2 separate regions of the Homo sapiens genome follow, and region 1 is linked to region 2. A link is a loop called in an ENCODE intact Hi-C map of the cell type or tissue named here. Cell type or tissue: PC-9. All regions are shown on one strand. Links, peaks and the distances in the headings refer to the core of each region. The heading gives the core; the rest is flanking DNA.

Region 1 (5,368 bases), core at 138-5,137, 50 kb after region 2:
TGTCCAGATAAGACAATTCTGCTGGGAGTTATTTTCAAAGAGAAAAATACTCTGGAATGGATAAAACAATGTAAGAATTTAAATAAGTCACACTCTTGAAATAGTTAAAATCACTACAACCAGAAGCAAATCATAATTTCCTCCCAGGTTTACAAAACATTAGCAGGCAATTATATATAAGAAACAATTTTTGTTAATTTACTTTTTTTAAATGGAAACTTTTTTTTTTTTGAGGCAGTCTTGCTCTATCAACTCTGCCTCTGCCTCCTGGGTTCAAGTGATTCTCTTGCCTCAGCCTCCCAAGTGTCTGGGACTGCAGGCAGGCGCCACCATGCCCAGGTAATTTTTGTATTTTTGGTAGAGACGGGGTTTCACCATGTTGGCCAAGCTGGTCTCGAACTCCTGACCTCAGAAGATCTACCCACCTCGGCCTCCCAAAGTGCTGCGATTACAGGCGTGAGCCACCGCGCCCAGCCGGAAACTTTTTATTTTGAGATAATTATATATTAACCTGCAGTTTTAAGAGTAATACAAAGTCCTCATTACCCTTTAGTTTCCCCAATGGTAACATCTTGCCAAATTACAGCACAAGATCCCACTCAGGTGCTGATACGGACACAGCAAAGACAGCGAGTGCCATCCATCCCCAGTCCCTCCCCAGACCCCGACTCAGGTGCCGATATAGACACAGCAAACACAGCGAATGCCATCCCCATCCCCTCCCCAGACCCCCACTCAGGTGCCGATACAGACACAGCGAAGACAGCGAGTGCCATCCCCAGCCCCTCCCCAGACTGCCCATCCTCAATTCCTGGGAACCACGAGCCTTTCCTCAACTTCAGAATCTTCTCGCCTCATAAATGTGACATAAAAAGAACCACACAGTACGCAGCCTTTGGGGGCTGCCTGCCCACTCTGCGCAGTTCTCGGAGGTGTGTGCCGGTGGTTTTACTGCTGGGTGGCGTTCCGTGGTATGGACATAGCTCAGTTTGTTGAACATTTATTTACCCACTGAAGTACCTTTGGACTGTTTATGGCTAATACGAATAAAGCTGCTATAAACACCTGTGTACAGGCTACTGTGTGAACACGGCTTCATTTCTCTGGGATAAACAGCAGGAAGAGCACCTGCCGGGCTGAACAGTGACGGTGCACAGGTGCACTGTTGGGACAATGGTGACGGTGCCCAGGTGCGCTGTCAGGACTACTGAGACTCTATGGGGGTCCAGGAGCATCTCCCGCCACTCTCATGTAAAGACTGTCGTCTCGGTAAGCAGAAGCCCACTTTCCAAAATGAACTTTATTTTTTAACCTTTCACATGGCAGAACTTATACAGTTAATTAGCTTGTGAGCAACACAGTTAAAAACTGTTTTTCCAAACTTAATTTTGTATTTCAGGTGCAAAGCTATTTGAAAATTTAAGACAGAGTAGCATGGTTTGATATTAGTGTTTATGGCGCTTTTTATCATCACAGTTTTGTTTGTTTTGATATGGGGTCTTGCTCTGTCGCCCAGGCTGGAGTGCAGTGGCACGATCTTGGCTCACTGCAAGCTCCGCCTCCCGCGTTCACGCCATTCTCCTGCCTCAGCCTCCTGAGTAGCTGGGACTACAGGCGCCCGCCACCACACCCAGCTAATTTTTTTTGTACTTTTAGTAGAGACGGGGTTTCATCATGTTAGCCAGGATGGTCTCGATCTCCTGACCTTGTGATCCACCCGCCTCAGCCTCCCAAAGTGCTGGGATGACAGGCGTGAGCCACCACACCCGGCCGTTTTTTTTTGATATGGGGTCTTGCTCTGTCACCCAGGCTAGAGTGCAGTGGTGCGACCACAGCTCCCTGCAGCCTTGGCCTCCTGGGCTCAAGCCATCCTCCCAGCTCAGTCTCTCCAGCAGCTGGTCTATACATGAGCGCGACCACGCCCCAGCTGGTTTTTCTATTTTTTGTAGCAGAGGGGTTCTCACTCTGTTGTCCTGGCTGCTCCCAAACTTCTGAGCTCAAGTGATTCTCCTGCCTCAGCTTCCCCACATGCTAGGACTACAGGTGTGAGCCACTATACCCGGCCCACGGATTTGTTTTTAATGAAATACTCACAAACACTATTTTAGCAAAGTGCTTAAGAGTATGAGTCAAACCAGTTAAACGGGTTTAGCTCCCTGTATTATATTTTGATGGGTAGTATAAGAAAGTGTGTATAAAATAAAAAATACTAGTAAATGTTTCAAATATTTTAACCATTATTAAAATGGAAAGGTAAAGAATGGATCACAAGATTTCAGTGAAAGAGATTATGTATCAGATTACATAAATAACACATAGTTTGAGAATTACCGTTAACATTAAGAAGATAAAGGCAGATATTCCCAAGATCAGGATTTCTTTGTTCCCCTTGCTTTCCATGTGCAGCTTCCGATAATAGGGTCCAATGAGATACTTCTTTATAACAAGACATAAAAGAAAAACCGCCGCTAGTGAAAAAAGAATCTGACCAATCAAAACCAGGATTCGGAGAACTTCCACGACAATGCTGGGAAAGAAAAAAGAGACGTGATTTCACTTCCAAAACACAGTTCTCTAAAACTCAATAAAATAATCTTTCAGTTTTTTTCTTTAACATGCTACAAAATAAATTACCTGAATCATACACATCTTTATTTTCAAATACAAAAACACCTATGAATCATACTCATCTCAGAAATTAAGTTGTGTTGAGCCAAAGGTGGAAGCTGCATTGGTTTGCAGTCAATACTCTGGGGTGAATGCGTATTCTAGAATGTGAAAATTCTCGACTGACAGCGTTCCTATCTCAGCTGATGCCTGACGATAAAATTCCTCGCCAGGCCTCAGCCGCACATCAAAGTCTCCGCCAGGCAGCGGTTGCTCTCCGTGCCCCACCGCAGTCGCCTGATGGACGAACTCCAGCGACCGTCAGCAAGGCACTCCCGAGGCAGCCAGCTCTGAGGTCTGTGTCTGTGATTCAGACACAGAGAAAGTGATCCTTTGCTATGTTCTGTTTAGAATATACTACCCAGATCTCAGAATAGATCACCATCTCAGCCAGCGGACATCCACTATCTGCCGTCTTCACAAATATACCTATATTTAACCTTAGCCTTCCACCACTCAGGCCACAATTCTGGTGAAAGTTTCCTCGGTGGAGGAAACCTATGATTCCCAAGGGCGTCAGCCTCTGCAGTCTGGCTTAAAGCAGAAGTGCTGGAAACGCAAATCTCAAACTGCCATGATTCCTTCGGGGAACCACAGCAGAGCTGGGCTTGAAGCAGAGAGGGATGGAATGAAGGGATGGAATGAAGGGATGGAATGAAGGGATCAACAACGGCCACAGAAGCAGCTGTGAAGGAGCATCATTCAGAGCTCGCTGCAGGGCCCACGTCTGCAACTTCAGGAGGGAGGCAGCGTCCTTCAGAGCTCGCTGCAGGGCCCACGTCTGCGACTTCAGTAGGAGGGAGGCAGCGTCCTTCAGAGCTCGCTGCAGGGCCCACGTCTGCGACTTCAGGAGGGAGGCAGCGTCCTTCAGAGCTCGCTGCAGGGCCCACGTCTGCGACTTCAGGAGGGAGGCAGCGTCCTTCAGAGCTCGCTGCAGGGCCCACGTCTGCGACTTCAGGAGGGAGGCAGCGTCCTTCAGAGCTCGCTGCAGGGCCCACGTCTGCGACTTCAGTAGGAGGGAGGCAGCGTCCTTCAGAGCTCGCTGCAGGGCCCACGTCTGCGACTTCAGGAGGGAGGCAGCGTCCTTCAGAGCTCGCTGCAGGGCCCACGTCTGCGACTTAGAAGGAGGGAGGCAGCGTCCTTCAGAGCTCACTGCAGGGCCCAAGTCCGCGACTCAGAGAGAGGCCCCTTTCTGCAGCCCTGGCAGGAACGGAGACAGACTCACGGCCAAGCAGACCAGGCCTGCCGCACTCCTGACAGCTTTGCCACACTGCCAGGCCCACGTCTGGCCCTGGGCCCAGCACCGTGGTCCCTGCCTGGGCTGCCACCCCTTCCCCCACAGCTCCAGTGGCCTCCTCCTGATCCATCTGCTCTCCACACAGAGGCCCAGACAGCTCATCAGGACCCTCAATCAGCTCCTGGACGCTGGGATGGAACCCAGGCTTCTCTGCCCTGCCATGCCCTTCCACTGCCCCAGCCCACCCACACAGGCCACAGAGCCCCTTGCCTGGGAGGTCCCTACCCTAGACTCTTCTCCCAACAGGCTTAGCTGCATTCCTCAAATTCCAGCCACATCTCCAAAGGTAGAGCCTGTGCGTCTGGGGGCTCACGGCTGCTCACCAGCTCCTCTTCCTGTTTGAATCATTCGCAGGGCGGTTCCCTGCTGCGGATGTCTTGTCTACCACTCATTTGTGCATCATTCATTCATTGCCTCTCCAAAACACAACAGCAGCTCCCCACATGGGGAACGTCCTCTGCTGAGCTCACCCTTGCATCCTGAGCCCCTAGAGCACTGTGTGCAGAGCACTGTGTGCCACCTATTATGGCAGCCTGGTAAGAGCTGTACGATCCCCACTGCTACGTCACAGATGAGAACAGGGGCAGAGACCAGGTGATCTGCTCCAGGCCACACGCCCAGTGCAGAGAGCTGGGGACAACTCAGGTATCTGGCTCCAGGACCAAGCCCCTAACGGCTACACAAGCTCTCCACAGCCACCATCCCCAGGGTTTGGATTTAGGTCTAATTCCCAGAAGACTCCCACAGTGTCCATTAAATGCACAGTGATGAGGGCTCAGAAAGATGCCAATCAGAAGCCACAGTGCGCTCAACTCTGACCTCTTTGAAAGACAATCACCGTGACAAGTTTCTCAGGATTCCGGCTTGCCGCCGTGCCACCGGCAGGTCCACGTGCGTGCTGCTCTTGATCTGCATGTACGGGGCGCCGTGTCACCTGCAGGTCCACACGCGTGCTGCTCTTGATCTGCACGTACGGGGCGCCGTGCCACCTGCAGGTCCACACGCGTGTGCTGCTCTTGATCTGCATGTACGGGGTGCCGTGCCACCTGCAGGTCCACGCGTGTGCTGCTCTTGATCTGCACGTACGGGGCGCCGTGTCACCTGCAGGTCCACACGCATGCTGCTCTTGATCTGTATGTACAGGGCGCCGTGCCACCTGCAGGTCCACGCGTGTGCTGCTCTTGATCTGCACATACGGGGCGCCGTGTCCACGGCTGTTCTGACTGTCTCAGCGTGTTTGGACAAGCTTCCCATCAGCACATCTGACCTGCGGACAGGTGAGTGGACAAGCTTCCCATCAGCACGTCTGGCCCGCGGACAGGTGAGTGGACAAGCTTCCCATCAGCATGTCTGGCCAGCGGACAGGTGAGGAAGGGCTCCCTGGCGGGACGCACCATCATTTGC
Region 2 (5,368 bases), core at 299-5,298:
AGGCAGGGATGCCGTGTGACATGCCTGGTCGCAGGTCAGGGAGGGCAGACACCCCAAAAGGCCTCGCAGGGACCACTGAAACCTCTGCGCCAACGGAGAGGGCTCCACACTCTGGACGCATTTTCGCTACAGATGTATCTCAGGCAGAGGCAGCATGTGCGGACTCTTTCCAACTCTGTGCGGTAAGTAGGTAAACACATCAACAGCACCTTTCACTCAGTTACAAAACGATGCACGGTGGGAAACACTAAAGAATCCAGCTGGTGTTTCAGTGACTGACATAACCAAGCACGGTAAAGAACCGCACACCAATAAAATAGACTAAATTTCTGGCTTTAAAAAATTTTCAAAATATTCTATAGTTTCATGACAACTGCAAAGCAGGCTAAGTAGCATTTTTTACCAGATTTCATAAATCAGGAAATCTCATCCTTCTGAGAAAAAAAGTGGCCAAAACAAGTCCTTAGCTCTTGGTCCACCCAAGTGGAATTAACTTCCTCTGTAGGAAGACAGGTGCCAGCAGGTGGCTACAGCCTGAGCCCTGAGCCTGGCCCCCGTCCAGCGTCTCATGTGGAAGCCCCCCAAGAAATGCAGGATTCGCTGCGGTGCTGCAACACCCTCCACCTCAATTTAATTAAGGCGTTTATTTAAAATTATCAATTAACACAGTCGGTAAAGATAAGGAAAAAGTCAGAAGGCACCACCCCATCACCACCCAACTGCAGTGTGGTATCCAAGGCCACAACTTGTGGGTGGTGACCGCAGCTTCAGAGATCAGATCCTTCCATCTTTCACCTTCATCCCGCTTCAGACGCTTTAAAAGTCTGAAAATAAACACTACTGTAGCTTATGTGTTGTCATTCTGAAATAAAGGCAGAGAACTACAAAGAATTTAGTGCGAGGCAAACATTCGTGTGCAGCATGAAGCAAACATACTTACATCTTTTGCCATGTTACCAGATCCGGGAAATCAATGCTACAAATGTTCACCTTCCCAGAGAAGAAAAATGATTTTTCTGGTAAAAAAAAAAAAAAAAGTAAGGAAAAACAAGAAATAAGTAAGAATGAAAAACGAAGTTTAAAAAATAACACATCTCAAAGGAAACGCGGACCTTCCTTCCCAAAGGCACCCTCCATCCTGAGAGCGGAGCTGGCCAAACCGACTCCCACACTCAGGATTTTCAGTCGCCTCGCCAGACGGAAATGCCCCCTGCGGAAAAGTGGCCCGCGGGCCCGCAGGGTCACCACCACTACCCCCAGGTCCCCGACGGCCCGCCCAGCGGCCGAGGGTGGGGCCGAGCCCCAGGAGCCAGGGCGCAGCGCCTCCCTCCCGCCGCTGCAGGGGGGTGCCCCACCACCCACCTGGGCACAGCCCCGGGGTCCCGGCGCAACGTGCAGGCTCGCGGCGTCCACCCCAGACCCCGGCGGCGCCCGCCCGGCTGACCGGTAACTCTGACAGGTGGGCTTCCGGGGTCCGCGCCGCGCGCCTGTCACTAGGCCTCGGGCCGCCTCCGCACGAGGCGCCTCCCGCGCGCGCCGGAACCGGGTCCCCGCGGGCCGCCGTGGGGCGGCCTCCCCTCCCCCGCCCTGCGCGCTCCGGCCGACCCTGGCCCCAGCCCCGGCCCCGGCCCCGGCCCCACCTCCAGCGTGGGGCGCGGACGCTGCTGTCGGCCGGGAGGGCCGGGCCCGGGACCCCCGCCCCGCGGTCACCTGGGGAGCCCCTACCAGCGCCGAGCGCGCGGGGTCCCCGAGGCACAGGAGCGCGCAGGGCGCGGGAGGGCGCGGGTCGGGGCCGCGCGGCGCCTACACGCGGCCGGGGCAAGGGATGGGGTGGCCGGGGGTCCCGCCCGCACCCCCGGCTCCCGCCCGCGGCTCCCGCGGCATCCCCTGCCCACCCGCACCTGGCTGCCCGGTCCGGCCGCGCGGGCGGGGACGCGGAGAGGGCGCGGTGCGGAGCGCGGGGCGGCGCGGAGAGGCGCGGGCTGGGGCCGGGCCGGGCGGTCCCGGCCGTGGCGGGGTCCCTGCCCTGGGCCGAGTGGCGCCGGGACGCGGGGCTCACCCTGGCCGAGCGTCGGGCCGGCGTGACGTGCGCGCGGCGCGGTGACGTGGGCGGCGGCGGGCCCGCTCCGCGCAGCGCGCCTGCGCGCCTTTTCGCGCCTTCGGCGCCCTCCTCCTCCTCTTCTGCTGCTCCTCGGTCTCCCGCTCCTCCCGCCAGTGCTGCGCGCCCTGGGAGAGCGGGGAGGGGCTGTGCGCGCGTGTCCGTGTGTGCGCGTGCGCGTGCGGAGATGTAGCTGGGGCCTGCGCCGGGACGGGCAGTGCGCGCGCGCGGCGTGCGCTCGGCGGCCAAGGGACTGTGTTTGTGCGCGCCTCTGACTGTGTGTGTCCGGAGAGAGAGGTGGCCGGCTGTGTGCAAGAGTGTGTGTGCACATGGGGGAGCGGGGCCGGCTATGTGCACGAGTGTGTGTGCATGTGGGGGAGCGGGAGCTGGTGTGTGCACGTGGGGGAGCGGGGCCGGCTGTGTGCAAGAGTGTGTGTGCACGTGGGGGAGCAGGGACTAGTGTGTGCACTAGTGCATGTGCACGTGAGGGAGCGGGGACTGGTGTGTGCACTAGTGTGTGTGCATGTGAGGGAGCGGGGACTGGTGTGTGCACTCGTGTGTGTGCATGTGAGGGAGCGGGGACTGGTGTGTGCACTCGTGTGTGTGCATGTGAGGGAGCGGGGACTGGTGTGTGCACTCGTGTGTGTGCATGTGAGGGAGCGGGGACTGGTGTGTGCACTCGTGTGTGTGCATGTGAGGGAGCGGGGACTGGTGTGTGCACTCGTGTGTGTGCATGTGAGGGAGCGGGGACTGGTGTGTGCACTAGTGTGTGCATGTGAGGGAGCGGGGACTGGTGTGTGCACTAGTGTGTGCATGTGAGGGAGCGGGGACTGGTGTGTGCACTAGTGTGTGCATGTGAGGGAGCGGGGACTGGTGTGTGCACTCGTGTGTGTGCATGTGAGGGAGCGGGGACTGGTGTGTGCACTAGTGTGTGTGCATGTGAGGGAGCGGGGACTGGTGTGTGCACTAGTGTGTGTGCATGTGAGGGAGCGGGGACTGGTGTGTGCACTAGTGTGTGTGCACATGGGGCAGCAGGTAGGGGGCCGGGTATGTCAGGATGTGTGTTTGTGTGCAGGGAGCAGAGAGTGCCGGCTGTGTGCGCGAGTGTGGGGGGGGGAGCAGGGACTAGTGTGTGCAGGAGTGTGTGTGCACTTGGAAGAGCGGGGCCGGGTGTGTGCTTGAGTGTGTGTGCTCAAAGAGGAGAGCCAGCTGTGTGTGCGCCTGTATGCACGGAGGAGAGGGGGCCGCTTGTGTGCACGAGTGTGTGTGCACATAAAGGGCCGACTGTGTGTGGGGCTGTGCATGTATGGAGAGCAGGTGTGTGCATAGACGTGTGTATGTGGACACACGGAGGAGAGCAGGTGTGTGTGCGTGCGTGGCACAGAGGCCTCTGCCTCTGCTGGACCCGGTGGCCTCCAAGCCCACGACGGGCCTCCGCCCAGATTCCCAACAATTCTGGGCGTCCTCGGTGCCCACCGGACGCAGCCTGGCCCGGGACTCGGGAGGGAAAGCAGGGACAGGAAAACTCCAGAAACAGTTTCATTGCATGGTGAGCCTGGTGGTCCCGGAGTCTTGGAGACTTAATCCACCCTGGAGGGCCCCGCCGCTAGGGCCAGGCCCGAGCACCCCAGCCAAGGGCGGGCTAGGCCAGAGAAGAGTCCGAAGTTCAGGGCCACAGCAGGCGGCAGAGGCTGGTGCGCGCCGAGGGTAAGGAACATCTACAGAGGACTTGAGGAGCTGACCAAAGGCCTCTCTGCCTGTGCGGTGTATTATTACATGACAGCCCACTTTGCACGTTTTATGCTGATTTTGGCCACTCCTGCCCCTCAGGCAACGCCGCACCCCCTAAAGCTCTGGTCACTTGGCTTAAACTGCTTACAAGTTAGCACCCGTTTCTTCTTTGAAGACTACCAGAAACGCTCACTTTCTGCGAGCTGGTTCACACAAATAGATACTTAGAGAACACTGATGTTCCTCAAATGGCCCTATCTTCCTAGGTCCGTTCCTTCTGTTTCACAGGGATTCTTTATGTGTTCCTAAATGTCAGTATTTGAGCCCTGATGGCAACAGTGACACCCTCCCAGCCTCTGGGGACTTCTCCCTGAGACCTGGGGGCTCCAGTTAGGAGGATACACACGTAGGGTCCAAAATTGGGGTCTTAAACGTCTTCCCCACAAATTCAGGATTCTGATAATTCAACAATGTTTATATGGCTGATAACTAATATTATTCAAAGAAGTTTCTGCACAAAAATCACTGTACTGAGATACTCCGAACGCGCACGAGGCACTGCGGCAATGAATGCTCACGGTGCTCTGTGTGGCTTAGGAAAAGGGCAAAAAGTTACTCCCTTTTTCCTCTCCATAGCCACATGTTCCACAGAAAGCCCTCGTTTCTCTTAACAAAAGTTAACAGAATTCCCTCTAAAATTTTGGTTGATGATCCAAATATTTTTAGCCACTGCCTTGCCTTGCAGTCTCTCGATTGGGTTGCTGAAATGCAAACTTCCTAAATAAGCCCATAACCCTCGGAATTTATCTAAGCCTTTGGCCTCCCTGTATCTCTGGAGCCTGGGCTGTTTAGGAGATAGGGTTCTTTGAATGATGCACTCGTTCAGGTGTTGACTTGCACCACATGCCAGAGGCTGGGTTCAGCCCTATGGTTGGGGCCAGATACTGTCTTGTTTTGTGCATGTGGGCACCAGATTCAGCTACCGTCCCAAATATTACATGGAAATGGCCTGTGCTGTGTTTTACTAGAAGTGAACGTGTCCTTCCCAGGAAAAGTCTTCATCTCGCAAAAGCTGTGTGTGTGTCTGCTCCAGAGTCTCCAGGCATGGTGCAAACTCTCCCCACCAATTCCACACCCCCATTAAACTGTCCTCTCTTTCAGAGAGAGAGAATTTTCTAACCCTGTTTTAATTCTAAATCTGCTGATTACATATCCAGATTGTCTTTTGTTTCCCTCCTCGATGACATTGGTCTTTTCTCCAACCATCTCCTATTTTCTGCCTTCTTCCATCACTATGGCAAGAGGCCTTCAGTGGGAGGACAAGCAGGAGGCAGGGACTCATGGAATTTATGGGGAAAGTTAAAAAATAATATTCCTGGATATGCGTAAATGGCATTTTCTTGATCTTTAGTAAAATGTCAATAAAGGCATCTCTAGAAAACTTTGCTCTGTGTATTTGAGTGTATCATAAAACACAGGAAAATCTGTGCGCTTTCCCAACCTCCAGGTCTGTCCCGTGTGGCTCTCCTTTGCTCTCAC

The links. A loop is a pair of places that touch in the nucleus more often than their neighbours do. Peaks named below come from ENCODE experiments on the same cell type or tissue, not always from the same donor. Only the 100,000 strongest peaks of a DNase experiment are listed, where the experiment ranks them.
Region 1: it touches region 2 in a loop (6-fold over the local background); 2 of 110 quality-filtered maps call a loop at or near these places.

Annotation. Positions count from the first base shown.
Region 1 is chr13:113,531,204-113,536,571 of GRCh38, reverse strand. It overlaps SLC9D1 (solute carrier family 9 member D1), which reads right to left. Exons shown (of 13, transcript NM_017905.6): 9 at 2,332-2,527. Among named protein-coding and RNA genes, the nearest start is that of SLC9D1, 43 kb to the right of the region's middle. In PC-9, for the core only: no CTCF peak of the experiment used is centred there; DNase peaks (open chromatin) are centred at 2,151, 2,811 and 4,261; H3K4me3 peaks cover 1,495 bases; H3K27ac peaks cover 2,337 bases.
Region 2 is chr13:113,581,422-113,586,789 of GRCh38, reverse strand. TFDP1 (transcription factor Dp-1) reads right to left here and starts at 2,037. Exons shown (of 12, transcript NM_007111.5): 1 at 1,902-2,037; 2 at 941-1,016. The coding sequence starts at 952. RefSeq lists enhancers at 1-265, 2,243-3,214, 3,215-4,188 and silencers at 1,205-1,574, 1,945-2,274. In PC-9, for the core only: no CTCF peak of the experiment used is centred there; a DNase peak (open chromatin) is centred at 2,249; H3K4me3 peaks cover 1,809 bases.